Linked DNA regions of Homo sapiens: region 2 is linked to region 1. A link is a contact called in ENCODE Hi-C or POLR2A ChIA-PET data. All regions are on one chromosome and are shown on one strand. Each heading gives the region's core, a stretch centred on a gene start or an enhancer-like site at or near the end of the contact. The rest is flanking DNA. Distances are from core to core; before and after follow the strand shown. Region 1 overlaps DNAAF9 (dynein axonemal assembly factor 9). Region 2 holds the start of DNAAF9 (dynein axonemal assembly factor 9).

Region 1 (2,774 bases), core at 136-2,635:
CTGCAGTCCCAGCTACTCGGGAGGCTGAGGCAGGAGAATGGCGTGAACCTGGGAGGTGGAGCTTGCAGTGAGCCGAGATCGCGCCACTGCACTCCAGCCTGGGCGACAGAGCAAGACTCCGTCTCAAAAAAATATGTATATATATTATCATCACTGCAATGTAGAGAATCCATTATAGGAGGGCAAGAGTGGAAACAGGGAAACAGTGAGGAAGTGTTGCAGTTGTCCAGGGAAGAAATCATGGCAGCATGGACTAAGGTTGTGGCCATGAAGATGGAAGAAAATGGTTAAATAGGAAGGCTTTTGAGAAGGTTAATTAGATTTGAAGGCGGAGGAAGCAGAAGTCAAGGAGGCCTTTCAGATGGCTGGGTACCTGGGTGGATTGTGATGCCGTTTATTTCCTGCAAGAACTGGAAGGGGAGCAGACATAGGGAACATCATCACAGAGGAGAGGAGGGAGCAGCAAGCTGCAGGTAAACCCTGGGACTATTCGGAGACCAGGTGGAAGAGGAGGGTGACTGACTGGGGAGACTGAGGGGAGTGCAGTCTTGCACTGCAGTTCTTGCAGTGGAGGGTGGGAGGGAGTCAAGTGCTTCTCAGAGACCAAGGAAGGAAGGAAGACCTGAAGACTATCTGTTGGATTTGCTGTATGCTACATGGAAGTCACTTGGTGACTTTGGCAAGAACTCTCTGGGTGAAATGACTGAGGAGGCTGATTAGAGTGGGCTGAGGAGTGAGCAGAAAGTAGGGGAGAGGAAAAGTTCAGCCAAGAGGACAGGGAGGAAGGGGGTGGGTACAGAGCCAGGTATGTGTGGTATTGAGAAAATTTGCAACCCTCCTGTGCTCCTTCCCTATTGAAAGTTACTCAGGAATTGGTGACTGCCCTATTGTCTGTCTAGTCCAAGTATCATAACTGTCATCCTTTAAGACTCATATTTCTATTAAAATTCTATTTTATAATACCGGAGTTTTGCTCTATCACTGTATCATGGACAGCAAGCTTATGGAACTTATTCCTCAAAAAGTGGGACATGCTGAAAATACAAACCTAGCTTGAGTTTAGTTATGTCCCTAAATGTTAACTGATCCCTGTGGGTCAGTAGGGAGACAGCTGGCATCCGTTTCCAACCAGCCAAGGATATTCGGTCGACTGTACTGACTGACCACTTTGCTCAGGCCGCAAGTGTCCCTCAGAAAAGCCTGAGGACTTATTAAGGTCATGGAAGGTTGCCTTGGCCAGGAACTCTTTTCTAATCACATGTTTTTGACTTCCCTCTCTAGCCCTAACCGGCAGCCATTTGTTCTCTTTGGTAATCACTCCACACGAGAAAACCTGAATGCTGGCAACTTTAACTTCCCTTCTGAAGGACATCTGGTACGAAGCACTGGTCCCGGCGGGAGCTTTGCCAAGCACATGGTAAGTGGCTGGACTGCCTGGTGCTTGATTAGTTTTATTATCAAGTTGTGGGGGTGGGGTGGGTGGGGGGAGCTAGACAAAAAGAACCTTTTCCAGTTAGTGTGTTGATTTAACCCTGAATTTGAAGTTGTTCTAGAGTGAAAAGAAGTGATTAGAAACTGTTTGTACTTTTTTTATAGTACAAACTAGGTATGATTTGAAAGCATCACATTTAATTTTGAAATACTTGAAGGAAAAAGGTTAAGAACGTAGTTTCACAAACCAGTCTTTAAGTTGTCAGAGTAATATTGTCAATAGAATTTTTAAAATTCAAAATAATTTGAAGATAGTTATTCCAAGCCTAAGTTTGTTATGCCTTGACTGTTAACATTTAAGGACAGAAGCCAACCTTGATGATCATTGTTTATTGAGAGTGCCAGAGAGAAGATTTTTGCATTTGGTGGCAGATTGTCTGCTACATTCTTTTAAAGAAAACATTAGACCTGAATATGAGACTTAGATTGTGAAAGTCTATGCTATCTCAGTGGAATTTTGAGTATTTTCAAAATGTCTCTGGCAATCAGGAAAGCTGTGGTTAGTAGGTACTAGTTTTTTTGTTTGTTTGTTTATTTTTTGAGACAGGGTCTCACTCTGTCACCCAGGCTAGAGTGCAGTGGCACAGCCTTGGCTCACTGCAGCCTTGACCTCCCAGGCTCAGGTGATCCTCCCACCTCAGCCTCCTGAATAGTTGGGACCACAGGCACATGCCACTGTAGGCTTCCTGTCTTCCCTAGGAGAGGGGGAAATAGCTAAGAAACACTTTTGATGATCACAGCCTGGAGACACAGGCCTGCTAAAAGACTGAGATTTAACCGTAAAATCATAGAATGTTTCCCTCCCCCATTACCTTAGCAGAGGTCTACAATATAATAGGGGGTTACTGCTGACAGAGCTGCAAGGTACATCTAAGATGGAGTTCACAGGGAACCCAAAGAAGAAAAATGGGGAAGAAAAATAGAAGAATACTAGAGGGATTTGAAGTCCCTGGCACCTACAGCTTCAGAAAACATTAAACAGAACCTAACTCCCAGCCAGATTAACATAAAATCCCACATTAAAAGTCTGTTTCTTCAGTTCCTGTTACCTGATACATCATTTTTGGCTTTCAACAAAAAATTACAAAGCATGCTAAAAGGCAAGAAAAAACACTATTTGAAGAGACAGTGCGACTATCAGAACCAGACTCAGATATGACTCATATTTTGTAATATACAGATTATTAAAAATGACTATGATTAATGTTAAAGGCTCTAATGGAACACATAGGCAACATGTAAGAAGAGATGAATAGTGTAAACAGGGAGGTGGAAACTTGAAG
Region 2 (2,774 bases), core at 190-2,689, 67 kb before region 1:
CGGTAGGCTGAGGTAGGAGAATCGCTTGAACCGGGAGGCAGAGGTTGCAGTGAGCCGAGATCGCGCCACTGCACTCCAGCCTGGGCGACAGAATGAGACTCAGTCTGGGAAAGAAAAAAAAATGGTTTTGGAAATATTCGCCTTCAGGGATTGGCTGTCTTTCCGAATCAGAAGTGGAGTGCGGCAGCTGAGTACCCACTGACTTTCGGAAGCCTGGTCGCTGGTGTCAGGCACTTGTTGATTGGCTATTGTCGGAGGCTTAGAGCGGTCACTGATTGGCTGACTTTCAGAAGCGTGGGGTTGTCATTGATTTACTAAGAAGCATAGTTACCGGAGTGAGGCTATCGCTGATTGGCTGATTTTCAGAGCTGCTGCACCGACGAGAAGTTATCTCTAAATAATGGTGGTTATTTGTTCACGACTCCGGACTTGAGCTAAAAAAGTATTTTCCTTTCTTGAATATGAAAGACGAGCACTTTAAATTCCTACTCCCTTCTGGTCTTCCCTCAGCCAAACCTGAAGGAGACACCATAGGGATTGTCCAAATCTTCATTAGTGTAGGAAGGATTTTCAGCCAGTGTTGTAATTTAAGTGATCTAGCACCAATTACTGTGGGAGAAAAATAGCTCTAATTATTGCAATTTAGTGTAAAAAGATGAATACAGGACATTTAAGGCATTCCGACGAGGTCAACGAAGGACGCAGGCCAATAATCATTAAATACGTCCTGTATATACAGGACTCCTGGCAACTATCAGTGCAGTATTTCCCAAGTTTCTTGTACATGTCCCTGCAGAAACCGGTAGAGCTAGGATCTTAACAGTAAAGGTTAGGGGTCTTCTGGGATCCTGTGCGCCTCTAACGCTCATGCCCTGCGCAGGGCTGGGTGCGCACTGCTGCGCTAACCCGAGGCCGGCTAGGAATCTATTGGATGTTTGAAGGGTGGGTGCGGAATTGATGACCAGGAAGCGGGAAGACACCGTTCCGGAGAACAGGGAAGCGAGCCGGGTACTGGGGAGGTGCGCTGGGTACTGGGGAGGTGCGCTGGATCCTGACGCCGGAGCGGAAGACTTCGCTGGAGGCCGGGGCTGGTCGGGCGGGGCGGGGCGGGCAGAGGCGGAGGGGCGGGGCCGGGCTGGGAGAGGCTCCGCCCCCGGGCGCGTCCGTGTGCGTGGCCGGGGGGCGCCGCGCAGAGCCCCGCTCTATGATGCCGGGCTTGAGGACGAGGCCGGGCGGCGCTGTGGCAACCCTCACCCTGCGGACACGCGCTCCCAACATCCGGTCCGGCGGCCTCGCAGCTTAAGAAGTGGGGTCCCTGTGGCCGTGCGCCGACCCCCAACTCCAGCCGCTCCCAACGCCCCCATCCGCTCTCGGTGCGCGCGCCCCCTCCACGCCCCCGCCCCCGCCCCCGCCGGGCCCGCGCGCCGCGCCCCCTCCCACCCGGCACGCCCTGCCGCCCCGCCCGGCCGCAGCTAGCGTGGAGCCGCCCTGCGGGCAACTGAGACCCTCGCAGCTGCACCGTCCTCCTCCGCCGCCAGTCGTCCGCCGCCATGGACGTGTACCCCCCGCGCCGGCAGGGGCTGCCCCGCGCTCGGTCCCCTGGCGGCTCCAGCCGCGGGTCACCCTCCGTCAGGTACGCGGGGCAGAGGCAGCCGAGGGGCGGCCGGGCGGGGGATGCGGGCTGTCGGGGTCCGGCGACGCCTCCCGCCGCAGGGCGTGGTCCGACATGGCTTCCTCGGGACGGTTCTTTGCTGAACGGCTCAGGGAGGAATTTTTCCCAGGAACGGCGCCCTCTGTAGAGGCCCCACAATGGCTCCCCTTTGGACAACCCCGCAACGGTTTCCCCACAATGGCTCCCCCACAGACAACCCTGCAACGGTTTCCCCACAATGGCTTCCCTAGGGACAGCGATTCCCTGTGAAGACACTGTTATGACGTCCTCACCCCCATAGAACGTTTCTCCCAGGAAGGATTCTTCTACACAGAACCCCACAGAGGCTTCCCTATGAATAACTCACTCGCCTTCCCCAGGGAATGTTTCCCTCAGAAACTGCTACTCTACAGACCTCACACCTCCACACACACAATAGCTCCCTCGTGTAGAACCCCCAAATGGATTACCTAGAAAGCCCCCTCCCGTGGGTCTCTAGAGCCTTTGCCCTTGACAACGGCTTCCTTAAAGAGTGTCCCCCGCCCCCTACGTACATAATGACAGCATCTCCCCTGTCGCGCGTTTCCCCAGCTCCCCCTGCCTCAGCCTGCATCGCGACGCCCCCTCACTCCACAATAGGGAGCTCGGGTTGGGAGGAAGTAGAGGTATTAGGGACGCAGGAGGAAAAACTGGATAAATAGGGGAAAGAGGCCTAGAACCTCCGAAAGCGGCGGACGCCAGGCCCCTTACCGTAGAGACACAGTCCCAAGCTACCTCAGTATGGGGAGGGGGTGATCGTGGGGAGCGTTCCCCGCCCCCTTTAGATATAGGAAGATCCGTTTCCGATTTCTGTGCCCTATGCGTTTGGTGCTGATCTTGTTGGTCTGGGCATTGTTTGTGATGGAGCTGGTGTGGGGCGCCGGCGCAGTGTGGAGGTTGGAATGATGGAGGGGTTGCAGCAGAGACCTTTGAGAAGGAGAGGGAGAGGGGGAATGCGAGCGATGAGCTTTGGTACTGCTAAACTGTCATTAAAACAGGAGAGGGTTTTGTTGTTGTTTGCTTTTTCTTATTCTAGCCACATAGCAAAGCAAATATATTGTTCCCTTGAAAGGAGGTTGCCAAT

What was found. Hi-C counts contacts between places; a loop is a spot of excess contacts on that map. ChIA-PET counts read pairs that join two places held with the same protein, here RNA polymerase II (POLR2A). Pooled maps may share reads with other maps.
Region 2: a loop to region 1 is called in a map of Right ventricle myocardium inferior, with 3 times the contacts of the local background. The contact joins the promoter of DNAAF9 here to the enhancer-like site in region 1. A Hi-C loop is called at or near these places in 8 of 168 maps with a recorded cell type or tissue (Right ventricle myocardium inferior, Right ventricle myocardium superior, cardiac septum and 2 more) and 6 of 50 pooled maps. POLR2A ChIA-PET finds 5 or more read pairs at or near these places in 5 of 52 experiments (A673, H1, MCF 10A and 2 more).

The regions. Positions count from the first base shown.
Region 1 is chr20:3,339,147-3,341,920 of GRCh38, reverse strand. DNAAF9 (dynein axonemal assembly factor 9) reads left to right here. Exons shown (of 37, transcript NM_001009984.3): 10 at 1,282-1,417. Among named protein-coding and RNA genes, the nearest start is that of DNAAF9, 67 kb to the left of the region's middle. Within about 2 kb of position 1,385, at least 12 of the 41 ENCODE cell types and tissues checked have a DNase peak (open chromatin) inside an H3K27ac peak, as active enhancers do; they include heart left ventricle and heart right ventricle, where a contact is called at or near this core.
Region 2 is chr20:3,406,334-3,409,107 of GRCh38, reverse strand. DNAAF9 (dynein axonemal assembly factor 9) reads left to right here and starts at 1,439. Exons shown (of 37, transcript NM_001009984.3): 1 at 1,439-1,633. The coding sequence starts at 1,551. RefSeq lists enhancers at 38-539, 916-1,115 and silencers at 1,106-1,355, 1,396-1,635, 1,696-1,775.